Linked DNA regions of Homo sapiens: regions 1 and 3 are each linked to region 2. Evidence: read pairs that join two places in POLR2A ChIA-PET (ENCODE). Cell type or tissue: GM12878. All regions are shown on one strand. Region 1 overlaps SIL1 (SIL1 nucleotide exchange factor). Region 2 has its middle 28 kb from the start of HSPA9. Region 3 overlaps CTNNA1 (catenin alpha 1).

Region 1 (2,500 bases), 470 kb before region 2:
TATTTTTTCCATGAATGTGTCATGTTTTTAGCAACTTGTAATCCCAGAAAAATTAAATAAATAAAAATTTGCTTGCCAGGAGCGGTGGCTCATGACTGTAATCCCAGCACTTTGGGAGGCTGAGGCGGGGGGACCATGAGGTCAGGAGTTCAAGACCAGCCTGACCAAGATGGTGAAACCCCGTCTCTACTAAAAATACAAAAATTAGCCAGATTTGATGGTGGGTGCCTGCAATCCCAGCTACTTGAGAGGCTGAGGCAGAGAATCGCTTGAACCGGGAAGGTGGAGGTTGCAGTGAGCTGAGATCGCACCACTGCACTCCAGCCTGGGCGACAGAGTGAGACTCCGTCTCAAAAAAAAAAAAAAAAAAATGCTAATAATAAAAGGTATGAATGCTCACTATAAAAAAATCCTAATTATAGAAATGTATAATTTAGGAAGTACAAGTCCTTCTAAGTCCAGTTTCTTCACCAGAGATAACATATACTCCTTTAAGACTCTTTTTATTATAAAGTTAAACACAGATATAGAAAATTATACAAAATATGTAGCTTAATGAGTTATTACCAGGTGAAGTCACACCCAAGTCAGGAAATAGAACTTTGCCGAGCACTTCAGCAGGTCCCTCCAACTGTAATATTTCCCTCCTACCAAATGTAACCACTCTCCTGATTTTTACAATAATTGCTCCTTTGCATTTTCAAATAGTTTATGACTAAGTTTTGCACCCAAGACTATAGTGTTGCCCATTTAAGAAACGTTGTTATATCCTTTAAGTCTCTTTGAATCTACAGGTTACCTATCTATTCCCCACCCCCACCCCCTGCTTTTTTTTTTCTTCTTCTTCTTATAAATTGTCTGTTGAAGAGCTCAGGCCATTTCCCAGGCTAAATTTTGCTGATTTCATAAATGATGCAGTTCGGCATGTTTCTCCAACCTCTGTATTTCTTGCAAATTGTCAGCTGGATCCAGGGGCTCAATCGGACACAGGTTCCATTCCTTTGGGAAAACTATAGGCAGTTTTGTGCTCTTTCATTAGGAAGTGCTTAATGTCTGATTGATTCTCTTTTTGTGGGATTGCAAGAGGGTGATACTCAAATCTATCATTTCTTTTTTATTTTTAGCTGCACTACTTTTATAAAGAGGTATTTCCCCATATATATTATTTTGTTACTCAGTGGTAAAATTCATACAGGAAAGACAGGATAAATGTTTGGTTCTTTTTTCCTTATTTACCAGTTTTCAAGATAATGAGTTGATCCTCTGAAGATGACCAATTAAGATGTTTTTTTTCCCTTTACAAACTCACAGGTTCAAAGCATATTTTATGGGCTTTAATTCATTGTAATTATTACTTTTATTGAAGTTGAAATTGTTTGATTTTTGGTCAGTTGAAGGTTTTCAAATGAGTTCTTTTCATGTTACTCTAATAGTCTTTGATAGTTTTCTTGCTGTCTGGTTTGACAAGATATTCTAAGCTCGTCTTGTACATTTCCTTCCCAGGACTGGAATTAGCTGTTTCTCTAAGAAGTTTTAAGACTACATTCTGGCCATTAGGTCGCTCATTACTGCTGTGTTGGTCATTGTTTCTAGGCCTTTTCTGTTGACAAGAGATAGGAAATATATGTTATAATCCTCATACATTCAAGTGGGTACTGCCTATTCATATTCCGGCTGGCAGGGTTTTTATTTAATCTCTTCGATATTACATCTGCCTCTTTTTTTCCCACACCGAGAGTCCTGATTCTGGACACAGGGGATTATACAATTAGAATATGTAATAATTTTACTGATTTGATCTGTCTCATTTTGTACATGCAACAGTTTCAGAATGGCAGTAATACTATCCCTGATATGATTACTGAAAATAGTTTAAAACATTTTTTTGTGTGTGCTCTCATTGTTCTTAACCAGCTGTGTTGTATGTATATTCTCAGAGTAGCCATTATATACTTCCTTTTTAGCCCTTATTTAAGGCATTTATACAAATAACTATATATGTAATGTTTACCGCCGGTCTTACTTATTTTCATTGTCTGGGATGTATTTTCTAGTAAATTCTTCAGGAAGAGCCCATCGAAACAGTAATCTCTGTGTTTTTGTATGTTAACTTTGTCAGTGTTCTTTACATCCCAAAGCACTTTGGTAGGATATAAAATCCTTGGCTCACATTTTCTTTCTTTGAGTACTTCATCTTCTGCTGGCAGTAGGCTTTGCTGTTAAAAATGCTGATGACAATCTAATTTTCTTTATAAGTTACTTGCTGATTTTTGCTTATATGCCCAAGTGATCTTTCCTTTGCCTTTAAAATCCAATTATTTTACTAGAATATGCCTTACTGTTGGACATCCCTGGTCAGTATTCTTAGGTATACAGTGTGTTATTTCAATACATAGTTTTAAGTATTTTTTTCATTTCAGGAAAGCTTTCTTGAATTATAATTCTTTTTTGTTGCTCGTTTTTATGTGAAATTAGATTTCTTGAGCTTTTAAAAAGAAAC
Region 2 (2,500 bases):
TCTGAAGCCAGTGGGCCTGGATTCAAATCCTAGCTCTACCACTTGATGGTTATCTAGCCTCTCAGTTTGCTTATCTACACAATAGGGAAAATATTAGAAGCTACTGCAGTAGGGTTGTTTGGAGGGTTATATTAGTGAGATATGTACCTAGCACTGTACCTGGCGCATAGGAGTCCCTCAAAAATTTGAGCTACTGTTTATATCCTATGCAAACCATGTACCCTATAATGAGAGTTCAAGCTCTGAACCAGGGCAACCTGGTGAGGGGAGGGCGTCAAATTCTCTCTGGAGAATTAGGAGTAGAACGCAGGGCCAAATGGTTGGCAGTGGGAATGAAGGCGGACAAGATGCGTAAAAAGAGGAGCCAGAATCTGAGATCGAGGCCTGAAGAGTCACAGCCAGCACCTCATCACGAGTCTGCCCCTCACTCTCTCCCCATGCTCACAACCCCATTTTCTGGCTGCCCCTGCTTACCCTCCCTATATCGGAGTAGCATCAGGCCCGTGGATGTTTCGAGCCAGTGGCTTCCACCAGGTGCTTATTGACTCTTACTGTGTGAATGAGAAGCTCATGTCATGTCCTCATGACTACAGGGAACACCACTTCCCCTATCTTTTACTCCCCCTTCCTCTCTTCTTTCCCTCACTACACACACACCTTTCCAGATGCTTCCCTTGAACCCAATAGCTGTCACACATTCCCAAGAACAGCCTTTGGATCTGGAAGACAGAATGAATAAAGGAAATCATTCCTTCCATCAATACAGCATTTTGCAAAGTGATTTTATACGCTTTTTGATAACACTCTGAGGAAAGTATTATTTCCATTTTAGAGATGAGTAACTAAAACTTATAGAACTTAGTAATATCTCAAGGTCACACAGCTACACACGGTAGAATCAGGGCCTGAACCCCACACTTTTCACTTCTAAGCCAGGGTCATGTCCACTGTACCCTCCACCCTGGCCTCCCTGCCAACCCAGGACTCAGGGTCAGTCAGGCCACTATGGCTGCAAATCACAGCCTTTATCTAAGAACTTGTCTCTGGGCAAGTCATATACAGTTCTGTGTGTTTTGTGGGTAGACACCACCCCCAAGTACCTAGCTTTGCCTCTGGAAGTGACTTTTAAGAAGAGGTAAGCTAGTCAGGGTATTCAGGGATGCCAGGAGCAAAGTCTTGGATCAGAGCTGCTCTGCCTGCTCGTGTCACAACACTCTCCTCTGGGGGAAATTCCCAGCAGCTGTCATGTGGTTGGGTTCAAGATTCTGCCCTAATGTGGTCTGACAGCAGCTAAAAGGCTAGAGTGGGAAGATCTAGGACTGAAAATCCCTCAGTGGAAACCTGGTTTCCTGTTACTACCCTTTGTGTTCTCTGTGTTTGAGGGACTCAGGAAGACTCAGGCACCGTGATTATCTGGCAGGTTTTGAGTCTCATTCATTAGCCATGGGAAGAGGCACCTCCTCCTCCTGTCCATCCAGAGAGGGCCTGAATCTAAGCACACCAGGCAGATGAGTCTGTGCTTCCCATGTTCCCCCTTTAGACCTGGCTCTCATCTTCTCCTGCAATGGCCAGTATCTTGTCACTCATGACACCGCTTCTGGATCCTGGGGCCCGCCTCTTCCCTCCCTCCCCTCTCCTCATCTGCCAGCATCATCACAGAATCGCTCTGAGGGCACCCCAGAGTCCTTCATGTTTTTATCTTCTGAATTCCAGAACTGACAATTTCTTCATTACAAGGGGGAAAGGGCTGACTCCTGTAATCTCGGGGAGACCGAGGTGGGAGGACTGCTTGAGGCCAGGAGTTTGAGACCAGCCTGGGCAACACAGGAAGACCTCATCTTTACAACAGTTTAAAAATTAGCCATGTATGGTGGTATGCACCTGTGGTTCCAGCTACTCAGGAGGCTGAGGTGGGAGAATCACTTGAGTTCAGGAGTTTGAGGCTGCAGTGAGCCTTGATTGTGCCACTGTGCTTCATCCTGGGTGACAGAGATGCAGTCTCAAAACAAACAAAAAACAAAGGGGAAAAGATGTATTCCTTCTCATCTTCCCTAGCCTGTGGGGCTGAGAAGGCAGGTGGTCTGAGCCCCCCTTCTACCCTATCCAAATTGCTGTCCTTCCCAGCTCCACCTCAGCTGCCAAAGCCTGCCATGGTACACAGACAAAGGGAACCACAAAGCTCCCCCAGGAAACCAAAAACGCCAACACAACAGATTTATAACTGTGAATAGACTCCAAGAGATCATGGAGAAAAGCTCCAAGCCTTTTTAGTTTCTACACACACATACACAAACACATACACACACACATATACACACACACCCCCCGACACACTCTTTCCTCCACCCCCAACAGCCCTCCCTTAAGGGAGATGTTAATGGAGTCGTCCATTAAATGCAGCAGCTGCCAGAGCATTCAGCTGACTGGGCAGAGGGCCTGAACCCATTTATTCCAAACTGCAGCCCCCATCACATATCTCAGGTTTTTATCTTTTCATTTC
Region 3 (2,500 bases), 200 kb before region 2:
CACCCAAAAATTAAATAGCCTTGTGAACAAGGTGCTCTGGAAATACGCTGAAGAAAACTATTTACTCAGGGAAGAATTTATCTGAAAAGCCATGCAGAAAGAGATATTTGCCTTAAAAATATATTAATAATGTCTTAGGCTGGGCACGGTAGTTCACACCTGTAATCCCAGCACTTTGGGAGGCTGAGGTGGGTGGATCACCTGAGGTCAGAAGTTTGAGACCAGCCTGGCCAACATGGTGAAACTCCGTCTCTACTAAAAAAATACAAAAAAATAGCCAGGTGTGGTGGCAGGCACCTGTATTCCCAGCTACTCGGGAGGCTGAGGCACAAGAATCACTTGAACCTGGGAGGCGGAGGTTGCAGTGAACCGAGAACACGCCACTGCACTCCAGCCTGAGCAACAAGAGTGAAACTCCATCTCAAATATATATATATAAATACTGTCTTAAACAATATTACTACCAAACAAGAGAGAATAAGCAAGAGATGTTGACCCTATATAATAAGCAGAACTTCACCTAATTTAGCACTTACTACACACTAAAAACAAACAAATCCACTTCCAAAACACAAAGCTGAACATAACATCCCTGCCTTCAAATAATTTATCCAGAAAAGATGGATTTGACCATTAAGAAATTATGTGGCATTTTAACATACAAGCTGTAAGAAAGAAAACACAAGGTGTCATGGGAATTCAAAGGAGGAAGCACTAACAACTAGTTTAGGGAAGAAATGAATACCAGCAACAGCTTTATGGAAGGCTTGGTACTCTGAAATGAACCCATCCCTCAAAGGAGAGGAAGGATGTGGGCAGCAGAGTTAAGGGAGTTACCACCTCAAGCAGAAGGAACAGTAACATAATAATGTCCAACACTGGCTGGGTGCAGTGGCTCACACCTATAATCCCAGGACTTTGGGAGGCTGAGACCGGTGGATCACTTGAGGTCAGGAGTTCAAGACCCATCTGGCCAATATGGTGAAACCCCATCTCTACTAAAAATGCAAACAGCCAGACATGGTGGCAGGTGCCTGTAATCCCAGTTACTCGGGAGGCTGAGGCAGGAAAATCACTTGAACCCAGGAGGCGGAGGTTACAGTGAGCCGAGATTGCGCCACTGCACTCCAGCCTGGGCAACAAAGCGAGAGTCTGTCTCAAAAAAAAAAAAAAAAAAAAGTCCAACATCTACTCTATGGCACTACACATATTTTTAAAATTCTGTCACCCACCTAGAGAGTAAGTGGTATTAGCCTTTGCTTACAAATAATGCAACTAAAGCTTATACAGATTAACTAACTAAATCCCTGCCACCTAACTAGTAAATGGCAGAGTCAGGATTTGTAATGCCAGTATTTATGCTCTTTGTAGAACCACTTATCATGCTGAGGTATACAATAAGGCTTGTATATTATATATTAATATATAATTCATATATTAATTAGGCTTAGAGGCATAATATCTAGTCTGAATTATCTAGTCTAACTGAGGAGTAAGGGATATGCTTAGAAGAAGCAGAAGATGGGAGTAGAAAGGCCAGAGACAAACAGAATTCAATTCCCTCAACCAGAGTGAAGTCAAAGTAAAGAGGATTAACCTATCTAAAGTACATACAATAAACCTAACCAGAGAGATGGATCAGAAAGCTACAGTGAGAGCCCAGAAGAGAGTAGTAGTAAATTACAAAGGCAGGGGTCAAAAGATCTGATCACCTTTGATTAAGCACAGTACATTATTTAAAGGTTGCAAGCTAGGGCCTTTCTGAGCGGGAGAAGAAAGCCAGAGATGTATGAAAACACATGAGTTGGGAAAGATTTAGAAAAAAAAAAAAGTTAGGACCCTCGAGACTGTGGACAGCAGAGTAAGGAGAGGAAGATTCTGCAATAAAAGAAACAATGAAGAGAACCAAGACTGTCAAAAACAAGAAGGCCAGACTTGTAAGAGAAAACTGGTCAACCAAAACAAATGTAAACATAGAGATCAATCAACTTTGAGAATCCAGAAATATATTCTGATTTTAACAAGAGTGCCGAGAATATTCAATGAAGAATGGTCTTGTCCACAAATGGTGCTAGGACAAGTGCAATATGCAAAAGAATTAAGTTGGACCCCTATCTCACACCATATACTTACAAAATTTATCAAAACCTAAATGTTAGAGCTAAAATTATAAAACACTTAGAAGATAACACTGGTGTAAGTCTTCATGACCTCTGATTCACAATGGTTTCTTAGCTATGACACCAAAAGTACAAACAACAGAACAAAAAACAGGTAAGTTTGACATCATCAAAAAAATTTAAAATTTTGTGCTTCAAAGAACACTACCAAGAAAGTAAAAAGACAATCCACAAATGAAAGGAAATTTCTGCAAATTATAAGGATCTAGTATCCAGAATATATAAAGAACTCTTATACTAAATAATTTTTTTTTTTAAGTTGGCTGCAGTGGCATGTGTCTGCAGTCCTAGCTACTTGAGAGGCTGAGGCAGGAGGACTG

The links. ChIA-PET counts read pairs that join two places held together with the same protein. Peaks named below come from ENCODE experiments on the same cell type or tissue, not always from the same donor. Only the 100,000 strongest peaks of a DNase experiment are listed, where the experiment ranks them.
Region 1: POLR2A ChIA-PET joins it to region 2 with 7 read pairs; 1 of 35 experiments calls an interaction of 5 or more read pairs at or near these places.
Region 3: POLR2A ChIA-PET joins it to region 2 with 6 read pairs; 3 of 35 experiments call an interaction of 5 or more read pairs at or near these places.

Annotation. Positions count from the first base shown.
Region 1 is chr5:139,069,538-139,072,037 of GRCh38, reverse strand. All of the region lies in intron 3 of SIL1 (SIL1 nucleotide exchange factor), which reads left to right. Among named protein-coding and RNA genes, the nearest start is that of SIL1, 130 kb to the left of the region's middle. In GM12878, no CTCF peak of the experiment used is centred here; no DNase peak of the experiment used is centred here.
Region 2 is chr5:138,602,483-138,604,982 of GRCh38, reverse strand. No RefSeq gene overlaps it. Among named protein-coding and RNA genes, the nearest start is that of HSPA9, 28 kb to the right of the region's middle. RefSeq lists enhancers at 1,014-1,083, 1,104-1,183. In GM12878, no CTCF peak of the experiment used is centred here; a DNase peak (open chromatin) is centred at 1,312; H3K27ac peaks cover 1,649 bases.
Region 3 is chr5:138,805,688-138,808,187 of GRCh38, reverse strand. All of the region lies in intron 3 of CTNNA1 (catenin alpha 1), which reads right to left. Among named protein-coding and RNA genes, the nearest start is that of CTNNA1-AS1, 53 kb to the right of the region's middle. In GM12878, no CTCF peak of the experiment used is centred here; no DNase peak of the experiment used is centred here.